Linked DNA regions of Homo sapiens: region 2 is linked to region 1. A link is an interaction called in ENCODE POLR2A ChIA-PET data of the cell type or tissue named here. Cell type or tissue: GM12878. All regions are shown on one strand. Links, peaks and the distances in the headings refer to the core of each region. The heading gives the core; the rest is flanking DNA.

Evidence for each region. Peaks named below come from ENCODE experiments on the same cell type or tissue, not always from the same donor. Only the 100,000 strongest peaks of a DNase experiment are listed, where the experiment ranks them.
Region 2: POLR2A ChIA-PET joins it to region 1 with 5 read pairs; 1 of 35 experiments calls an interaction of 5 or more read pairs at or near these places.

Annotation. Positions count from the first base shown.
Region 1 is chr20:38,091,172-38,096,547 of GRCh38, reverse strand. RPRD1B (regulation of nuclear pre-mRNA domain containing 1B) reads right to left here. Exons shown (of 7, transcript NM_021215.4): 7 at 4,184-5,376. Among named protein-coding and RNA genes, the nearest start is that of RPRD1B, 60 kb to the right of the region's middle. RefSeq lists silencers at 675-734, 3,347-3,641. In GM12878, for the core only: no CTCF peak of the experiment used is centred there; DNase peaks (open chromatin) are centred at 627, 2,047, 4,067 and 4,587; H3K4me3 peaks cover 1,023 bases; H3K27ac peaks cover 5,000 bases.
Region 2 is chr20:36,840,049-36,845,424 of GRCh38, reverse strand. The region is part of intron 1 of MTCL2 (microtubule crosslinking factor 2); the gene reads left to right. Among named protein-coding and RNA genes, the nearest start is that of MTCL2, 21 kb to the left of the region's middle. RefSeq lists an enhancer at 3,706-3,765. In GM12878, for the core only: a CTCF peak has its summit at 2,116; DNase peaks (open chromatin) are centred at 1,924 and 3,291; H3K27ac peaks cover 3,795 bases.

The sequences.
Region 1 (5,376 bases), core at 97-5,096:
TACAGGGTTTCCTGTTGTGGGGATGAGAATGTTCTGGAACTAGATCATGGTGACGGCTGCACAACATCACAGATGTGCTAAATGCCACTGAATTGTACACTTTAAAATAGTTTTATATATATATATATATATATATTTTTTTTTTTTTTTTTTTTTTTTTTTTTGAGACAGAGTTTCACTCTTGTCACCCAGGCTGGAGTGCAGTGGCGCGATCTCGGGTCACTGCAACCTCTGTCTCCCAGGTTCAAGTGATTCTCCTGCCTCAGACTCCTGAGTAGCTGGGACTACAGGCACACACCACCACGCCTGGCTAATATTTTTGTTTTTTTTTTATTAGAGATGGGGTTTCACCATGTTGGCCAGGCTGGTCTTGAACTCCTGACCTCAGGTGATCCACCCTCCTCGGCCTCCCAAAGTGCTGGGATTACAGGTGTGAGCCATCGTGCCCGGCTAAAATAGTAAATTTATGTTATATGTATTTTACCACAATTTTGAAAAATATGTTCACATATACATAGGATTATGAATTCACAATTTAATGAACAAACTGAGGTTGTGAAAATGAACTTTTTAAGTAACAAAAATGGAAAGGGGAACCAAGAATTAAAGGTCCTAAAATGAATCATGTGTGTGTAACCACCATAGTACACAGGCAGGATTGGGGAACTGCAATCGCAAAGCAACTTTGTCTCCTATGTCCCTTGAAATCCAATTTGTGGGGCTAATGTATCCTGTAACTCTCAAAGAAAAACCCAGGCCTCCATAACTTCTCTAGTCATTTTTATTTAAAAAAATTCCTGTAGTCACACTTAAAGTGTAAAAACAGTCTCATTTCAGAGATGTAAATGTGCAAGCCCATGTTACAATCAAAATAGCCTATCATGTGAAGGTGACCTCTCTGGGTCTGCTGGGGGCGAGAGGCCAGCATCTGGGAAGGGAGGCCAGCATCCGGGAAGGGAGGCCTCCCTTGTTTACCGTTTCTGACCCTTCCAGGGACACAGCAGTGGGAGTGAAGCAGCAGCAAGAGACAGTCCTTAAGGTCTGGTGGTGGTGACTGGGCGCTGCTGGGCAAAAGTTTAACAAAGTTTAACAGCTTCCTTCCCCCATGGGCTCCTCAGATGCTCCTTGGAGTGGTTCCTCCCCTCCCTTCCCCCAGTCTCCCATCCTCATCTCCCATCACCTGGGGTCTCTTGGGGTGAGGGTTTCTCCCTGGCTCTTTGCTCTACTCCTTCCTCAGCACTGTGAGTCTGAAGTTCGCCTCCTTGAAACCCCGGGCCTCTTGCCCAGGCTCTATCACCCCAGGATGCAGGCCAGTTCTTCTACATGCATGCTCTGCCCTGACAAACTCTAGGAGTGGAGTCTGCACCCAGCCTCTCCCTTGCTTCGTCATCAAACACTTAGCCAGCACTGGCATCTCATCCTTCAGACTTTTCCAGGCAGGGGTCTGTTTAATCCACCAGATCAGGGACACATACTAAGCTCCATGGAGGCCCTTTCCCCTAATCTTGAGATAAAGTGTAGGTGGCACCCACTGCTCCCACTAGGGAGATGCCAAACACACCAATGGCCCTTTTCAAATAATTCTCATCCCAAATCCTCTTCCTTTACCTCTTAACTCCTGACTCTTTTCATACCCTTAAAGTGGGTGAGGGGGGTTGAGGATGACAGGTTTTTGACCACTCTGTTGTAAATGCTGCAGATGGTCTAGCCATGTGGTCTCTATTACTCCTTCCAGCAGACATCTATTTTAATCTTGTTACATGTGTTTATAAATACCTGCATTCATTATTTAACATAGTAACAGCCACCACTGAGTCCCTAATTTGTACCAAAGCACTAGGCCCTTTTTACAAACATCTCAGTTATTAACAAGTATGTTGGTAACTACTTTCTTTCCTAAGAATTTGTATAGTGAGTATTTTAAAATCTATGGAGTACATTATTCAGGTACTGAGTTTATTAAGATTCTCAGTAGGAAGAAATATTCTGAAAACCTAGTCACAGGACTTCAGAGGTTACGTAATCAACCCTACTCATTTCCTGTAAGAAGCAGCTGAGGTCCCCAAGGGCTGAGTGACTTGCCCAAGGTCATCATAGTGAGAGGAGATGAGAAGATATGAGTTTTCACTCATCACAGCTGCCTCTTATTCACAAAAAATACTAGATAAATGGCCTGCTAATTTTAATATTTATCAAACCAATGGTAGAAATGAATTTTTAATGCAAAATAACTATTTGAGTCTAAAAAAAGTGAACACACTGGGCTTTCAACACTACATAAAGCTGTATGAATCCCAACCTACTGTACAGGAGAATGGATTCTTAATTGAATCTGTGCCTCAGAGTGGAAGCATGATTTTTAAATGGAAAATCCTACAGAGGTAGCAGTGAGCGATGAGCTTTAGCCAGATGAATTATTCCAGGAGAAAGTAAAAGAGGAAACCATGCTAGCAAATGGCTTTTTCTTAAAGATCCCAAATAAACCAAATATGAATTTTGTGCAGTGAACTACTGTGTTTACTCCCATCTTCCCGGTCGTGGCACTGTCTCCTGTGCCCCGATCTTTAGACTATGGTCTCCAGGGTTTCCTATGTATACACAGCACAATGGTGATACTATTCATTTCTCTAACAAATAGTACTGCGTGCCCAGGATATACCATCCAGAGTTCTCAGACTTCAGTCCCATATGCTTCTTATGCAGCACAACAATCGTAGCTTTTAGGGCTCGCAGAAAACCTAGAGATAATTTAGTCCAATACTACATTTTGCAGGTAAGAAAGCTGAGGCTGGCTGTGGTGGCTCATGCCTACAATCCTAGCACTTTGGGAGGTCAAGGCGGGAGGATTGCTTGAGCCCAAGAATTCGAGACAAGCCTAGACAACATAGTGAGTCCCTATCTCTAAAAAAAGTCAAGAAAAGAAAAAAATTGGCCAGGCGTGGGTAGATGCCTGTAGTCCTAGCTCCTTGAGAGGCTGAGATAGGAGGATAGCTTGAGACGAGGAGATTGAGGCTGCAGTGAGCTAAGGTTGCACCAGCCTGGGCAAGAGTTAGATCCTGTCTCAAAAAGAAAAAAAAAAAAAAAAAAAAAAAAAAGAAAGAAAAAACTGAGGCCCAGAGAGGAAAATACCTTGCCCAGGAAGGTGACACAGAGAGTTAATGGCTCTAGTCACAAAGGATAAGCATTTTGACAGATTCATGGACTCTTGGGTAGCTCCATCTTCAGCTCTGAAGACCTCAAAGTCATTTTGTAGCCTGAAGTGCTAATTAAACCAGAAGAATCATGGACTTACTATTTATAGGGAGGAGTGAAGAAATTAGACCATGAAATCTGGGGACACAGAAGGAGATCTTGTCTCTTGAGATTCACATGTAACATCCAACTTTCATATTTTAACAGAACTTGGGTAATGCAGTCTCAATTTTCCTAATACTGGACTTATCTGGGTTGCAGTCTTGATGAACCACACCTACTACAGAGGTTTTTGCACCATAAGATAACCCCACTTCTTCTGGCAGATGCTGCCATTACCCAGTGGACAGGTTTATGATCCTTCCAAACATATCACTTGCTTCAAAAGGACCTAATTCAAAATCATTTTTGTTATTTTGAGAGCTTTAACCAGCAATACACAGTCAATATGCTTTCACTCCATGTACAAGTGAAAAGGACAAAGCAAAGCCATGACTGTTTTTAAGAGACATACCACTTGGGTTCGCAATTATCTCACATTTTTCGTCTTTTTACTGTTCAGCGTGGCTTTCCGTGTACTGCCAAAATCAAATCGCTCTCAGGAGGCCTACTGGTGTGAACAAAGGCGCTAAAATCAAAGAACTTCCAAGTTTTAATCTGTCAGAGATTGGCTGTGAAGTATGGGGGAAGAGTCATTTAATCTCTCTCCATCAGTTCCCACTTCTGTACAATGAGGGTAAAACTATGGCGGCACCTCTCATGGGTACTGTGTGGACTGCCTAATTAAAGCTAATTAAGCCCCTGGAAAGAACCAGAAAATACTACGTAAATGCTGAGTATTTATGTGCCGCTAACAGACACAAAAACTCCCAAGGGACAAGATTCTGTGCCGACAGCACATTCTCTATTGGTGATTACTAATCACCCACTGCTTACAAAGAAAGGCACTGTTTTCAGTAACAGGGTAGTTTAAAAAAAAAATCACACAATGTTGTTCAACAACACCATCTTTATTCAAAAATATATATCTATGAGACATTTCAGAATATACTGCTGCCGCCAACGACAGCCTATACTTCTAAATAGTCCTAAATTAATATACAAATTTAAGCTTTGAAAATATTCTTTAAGAAAAACAAACAAACAAAAACAAGGGAAGATTGAAGACTTTCTGAGGAATATGACCTAAAGGAAAGGTCCTTTGAGGCCTACAGATGCCCTAAGAAAGAAAAAACACAAAAACAAAAACCACCCACCCCACCCACCAAGTCACCTCATACATACAAGGAGGAAAGTTCATTTAAATTAAACAAATGAAGTAAGCACACTTTGGGAGGATGTGGACAGCAGAATTAAGATTTAAAAAACGAAAGCATTTCATCAAAACAAAAAACTAACTTCCTCACAGGAAGTCCACTAGTAACAGGTATTAAGAGGCCAACACATTCATTTACATAATTGCTACAGTTTCATTTCTTAACTTTTGCTGTAATAATTATGCACCAATTGCTGGTCAGAGACTCAGTTGGATAAAACAGAGCAGTGGGCTAAATCCATTCTGCTATATTTTCATCTAGTTGATCAGAGCAAATATCTACGATCCTCTTTTGGCTGGATTGTGGCTGCTCAGATCGCACTTCCTTGGTGAAAGCATAGAGTGTCCCAGATGGGCCTGCTCCAAAACACGCTCATCTAGAAAGCAGCACACCACGGGGGGTGGGGGAGAGGTTGGGGAGTGCAGCAGCAGCAAAGATTACAATTTATCTTGCAATTTTAGTGATGTCACCTATGGCCTCTGGAAGAAAAACCTTATAGACTCATTAATTTAACAGTGACAGAACGACAGGCAGTGTCCATAAGCAAACAACACACAGTCTGAATTCAAATCTGAATAACAGCTCAAACACTACTAGGTTCTACACAGAGTTAAACTGAGTATCTGCTATGACTTTTCATTGTTCTCACTTCATGACAAGCAGGAGAGCTTCTGGAAGGGAAGCCCGTTATGCTTTATAAACATAGGTTATGTTTCAATGTGTTTAACATGTAAAATTACATGTAATTTTTGGTGATCCTGGAAGTAGCAACACAAATTAATGGAGATTACAAAGCCCCCTCCACTGAATTCCTTTTTATATAGTTTGGGTTTCAGCCTCTGGTCTATAACTCCTATTACACTACTGG
Region 2 (5,376 bases), core at 230-5,229, 1.3 Mb after region 1:
GGCTGTCACAAATTGACTGTGGTGAAGGGCAGGCCTTGGGGAGACAGCTGCTCATGTGAGAACTATCATTCATTCATTCACTTATTCAAAGGATGCTTGCTGAGATCCTGCTCTGTGTCAGGCCCTGGCATGGGGACTTGTGCTCAGAGACCTGACTCTTGCCCTTTTAGGGGGGGAAATAACTAGAAGGAAACGCCCTTCATCAGAATCCCTTGGGGGGCTCACCCTAGGAGTTTCTGATTCAGCAAGTCTGGGTTGGGACATGAGAATTTCTCACAAATTCACCAGTGATGCTGATGTTACTGGTCCAGGAACTGCACTTTGAGAGCCACTGTAATTCAGGTATTGTAATTATGCATGGATTATGTTTTCTTTTTCTTTTCTTCTTCTTCTTCTTCTTTTTTTTTTTTTTTTGAGACAGAATCTTGCTCTGTCACCCAGGGTGGAGTGCAGTGGTGTGATCTCAGCTCACTGCAATGTCCATCTCCTGGGTTCAAGCAATTCTCCTGCCTTAGTAGCTGGTATTACAGGCACCTGCCACCATGCCTGGCTAATTTTATATTTTTAGTAAAGACAGGGTTTCACCAAGTTGCCCAGGCTGGTCTCGAACTCCTGACCTCAAATGGTCCGCCCGCCTCGGTCTCCCCATAGTGCTGGGATTACAGGCGTGAGCCACTGCACCTGGCCTGTTTTCTCTATTTTCAAAACTGTCTCTATGATCATGTTTTACTTTTAGAGACAGGTTCTTGCTCTGTTACCCAGGCTGGAGTGCAGTGGTGCAATCATAGTTCAACAGAACCCCAACCTCCTGGGCTCAAACAATCCTCCCACCCCAGCCTCCCAAGTAGCTGGGGCCACAGGTGCACTACCAGACCAGGTAATCCATCCACCTCAGCCTCCCAAAGTGCTGGGATTACAGGCATGAGCCACCGCACCTGGCCAATGATAGCCATTTTTAAAGTCACGGCCTATTTGGATGTAATACATTATTATTATTGTTGTTATTATTATTATTATTATTATTTTTTTTTTGTAGAGATGAGGTCTTACTGTGTTGCCCAGGCTGGTCTTCAACTCCTGGGCTCAAGTGATCCTCCTGCCTCAGCCTCTCAGAGTGCTGGGGTTACAGGGGTGAGCCACTGTGCCCTGCCAGTGCTTTATTTTATTTTATTTTATTTTATTTTTTTCTGAGACAGAGTCTCGCTCTGTTACCCAGGCTGGAGTGCAGTGGCATGATCTCAGCTCACTGCAACCTCCGCCTCCTGGGTTCAAGCAATTCTCCTGCCTCAGCCTCCTGAATAGCTGGGATTACAGGCGTGCACCACCACGCCCGGCTAATTCTTATATTTTTAGTAGAGATGGGGTTTCACCATGTTGGCCAGGCTGGTCTCAAACTCCTGACATCGTGATCTGCCGGCCTTGGCCTCCCAAAGTGCTGGGATTACAGGCGTGAGCCATCGTGCCCGACCTGGCCTGTTTTATAAATAAGAAAATCAGTCATTTAAAAGTTAAAAAAAATGATTTCCAAAAATGACTCTAGTGCTCTGGGTGTGATCTTGTGTAAGAGATGTTACCTCCCATGATCTAAATGTCATGCATTTGTTAATGTAGCCCAGCATCATAGGGTTGTGTGCATTTCCCCTTGGTTCAACCTGAGCTTGGGGTCCACTTAGACCCTCCTATTCTTTCCATCACCATATCCTGTCATTTTAACTTTCTAGAGATAATAAGTGAGGTGCTGGTAACCGGCATGGCTAGGATTTGAACACAGATCCATCTGGAGGCTGGCCTAGCCTACCGGCTTGCACTTCCTGAGTGATCTTTCCTTCATGCTTCCTTCACCGGCTGCCTGAAACAGCGCGTGGATCCTTCACTTCCTCATTTTTTTAACTGGTGTGATCATTTACTGTTCCACTTCCTCCTCTCCACTCTGGTTCTGTCCACGTGGTATGCTGGTGGGGTGGTGAGTCTATGAGGGTGGAGGTGGGGGTGGGGGGCTGGCAAAGTGACTGTTCTCTGCAGCCCCAGGAGTCAAACCGATGGGCAGGAAAACCTCTCGAGCTTGTGAGAACTGGCCTGGAGGGCAGGGCTCCCTAACCCTGACTCTGAGTTAAATCCATCCAGCCTCAGGGGGCGCTGGCAACCCCAGTCGTACCCCCTTCCTCACAGGGAGCCATCCTACCAGGCTGACCATTGGAAGAGCAGAGCAGTCCTCCCCATCTGGGCAGGCAGGAGTGAAGAGAGAGAACCCCATGTTTGTTCCTTTCACAGGCACAAAATCAGATCCCCCTTCCTCCCAGCCCCAGCGAGGGTGTGGTGAGGGGTGCTCGGACAGAAGCCAGAGGTGTCCCTCTGACGGGAGCAGAGTGGACACTCCCTCCTCCCAGTGGCAGCATGAGGAGGGAGGAATACGAGACCCCACTTCCCAGTCCCTTCCTTTCCGTTTTCTTTGGGGAAAGACGGGTAGGGAGAGCTGAGGAATCCGGCTCTCCAGATCTGCCCTCTCCAGGGCCCACAGAGGCCTTCTTGCCCCTTGGACCCCCCACCCCTGCTTCCATCACTGCCATCCTCGGTGCTTCCCCTGGCTCCTCAGGGATGCCTTTAGCAGGTCATTCATCCCTGGTGACTCTGTTTCTCTTTTTTTTTATTTTGTGAGACAGAGGCTCGCTCTGCTGCCCAGGCTGGAGTGCAGTGGTATGATCTTGGGTCACTGCAACCTCTGCCTCCCAGGTTCAAATGATTCTCCTGCTTCAGCCTCCCGAGTAGCTGGGATTACAGGTGCCCACCACCATGCCTGGCTAATTTTTGTATTTTTAGTAGAGACGGGATTTCACCATGTTGGCCAGGCTGGTCTTGAACTCCTGGCCTCAGGCGATCTGACCGCCTTGGCCTCCCAAAGCGCTGGGATTACAGGCGTGAGCCACCGCACCTGGCCAGTTTCCCTTCTTAGTATACAATCTTATTTAAATCATTCGGTCACATTAAGAGTAGGTATTATCATTCCCATTTGTGACTAGGTTTTCACATTTGTATGAGACATAATAATTATGCATTTCTTCTGCGTAATTCTACTTCCCTCCCCCTTACACTTAGTATCTAATGATTGTTGCACATTCGTATGTCTTTTTTGTTGTTTTTGACCTGACTAAACATGCATGCATCCATTCAGTTAATATTTGTTGGGAGGCTACCACCTGCTAGGCCAAATGGGGTTGCCTCCAGGCACTCATGGTTTGGCTGGGAGACAAACTATTAAACATAGAATTGCAAATTTGCTAATAATGATTACAAAGGAGAAGTGAGGAACAGCTGGAAGCTGATGACAGCGGTAGCAGAAGCTGCCTTCAGGAAGTGAGGTCATACTCTTACCCTCTCTGCTTAAAACCCAAACCCAGGCCAGGCATGGTGGCTTATGCCTGTAATCCCAGCACTTTGGGATGCTGAGCTAGGCAGATTGCTTGAGCTCAGTTCATGAGCAACCTGGGCAACATGGCAAAACCCTGTATACACACACACACACACACACACACACACACACACACACACACACCCCACCCCCCACCCCCGATGTGGGGTTGTGTGTCTTTGGTCCCAACTACTTGGGAGGCTAAGGTGGGAGGGTGGCTTGAGCCTGGGAGGCAGAGGTTGCAGCGAGCTGAGATTTTGCCACCGCACTCCAGCCTGGGTGACAGAGTGAGACCCCATCTCAAAACAAAAGCAAGCAAACAAATCCCAAACCCAAATTCTATTTGGCCCTTCACAGTACCATGTGGTTGACTCCTGTCAGTTTCCTCAGCCTCAAATTAACCCAGTAGCTGCCCTGGCCTCCTTGCTGTACCTTGACACACTGAGCTCTTTCCTGCCTCTGAGCCTTGGCACACACTGTTCCCTCTGCCTGGAATAACCTCTCCCCCTAGCTTTCTCGGCTGTTCCTTCTTGTCTCAGCTCAAATGTCTCTTTTGTAGAGATGGCCTCCCTGATCATGTCCCCTAACATAGCACCCCCCCTCACCCTATCATATAACTCATGTTGTTTGGTTTCATTTTGGCTTTGTCTTTATAGCACTTAACAGTATCTGAGGTTTGTTTTTGTTTTTTTTTCTTGGAGATAGGGTCTCACTCTGTCACCCAATGGTGCAATCTCGGCTCACTGCATCCTCTGCCTCCTAGGTTCAAGTGATTCTCATGCCTCGGCCTCCCGAGTAGCTGGGATTACAGGCGTGAACCACCACGCTGGGCTCATTTTTTTTTTTTTTTTTTTTTTTTTTTTGTATTTTTAGTAGAGACAGGGTTTCACCATGTTGGCCAGGCTGGTCTCAAACTCCTGACCTCAAATGATCCACCCACCTCGGCCTCCCAAAGTGCCGGGATTAGAGGTGCGAGCCACTGCGCCCAGCCAGGTGTCTTTTGTTATTATTATTTTCTGGTTTACTGTGTATCTTCCTGGTGAAGCTTGGGGCTCCATACAGAGTATATAGAAGGGGCTGGACCCACCCCATTGTCCCTCCCTGCCCCTGCGCTTAGCACAGGGCCTACCTAGGACGTACATAGTTGATGCTCATCCATGTTTCTTTTTTTTTGAGACGGAGTCTCGCTCTGTCGCCCAGGCTGGGGTGCAGTGGTGCGATCTCGGCTCACTGCAAGCTCCGCCTCCTGGGTTCACGCCATTCTCCTGCCTCAGCCTCCCGAGTAGCTGGGACTACAGGCACCCGCCACCATGCCCAGCTAATTTTTTGTATTTTTAATAGAGACGGATTTTCACCATGTTAGCCAGGATGGTCTTGATCCAACCTCGTGATCCGCCCATCTCAGCCTCCCAAAGTTCTGGGATTACAGGCATGAGCCACCGTGCCCAACCTCATCCATGTTTCTTAAATGGCCTCTCCTGCTTCCCCAGTGTGTTCCTGTTGCTTCTGTAACAAATCACTACAAATTTAGTGGCTTAAAAGAACACCAGGCCAAGGGCACGGTGGCTCATGCCTGTAATCCCAGCAATTTGGGAGGCCGAGGCAGGCTGATTACGAGGTCAGGAGATGGAGACCATCCTGGCTAACACGGTGAAACCCCGTCTCTACTAAAAATAAAAAAAAAAAATTAGCCAGGCGTGGTGGCGGGTGCCTGTAGTCCCAGCTACTCAGGAGGCTGAGGCGGGAGAATGGCGTGAACCCAGGAGGGGGAGTTTGCAGTGAGCCGAGATAGCGCCACTGCACTCCAGCCTGGGCGACAGAGCGAGACTCCGTCTCAAAAAAAAAAAAAAAACACCAGGCTGGGCAGGGTGGCTCATACCTGTTCCCAGCACTTTGGGAGGCCAAGGCGGGCAGATCGCTTGAGGTCAGGAGTTCAAGACCAACCTGGCCAACATGGTGAAACCCCGTCT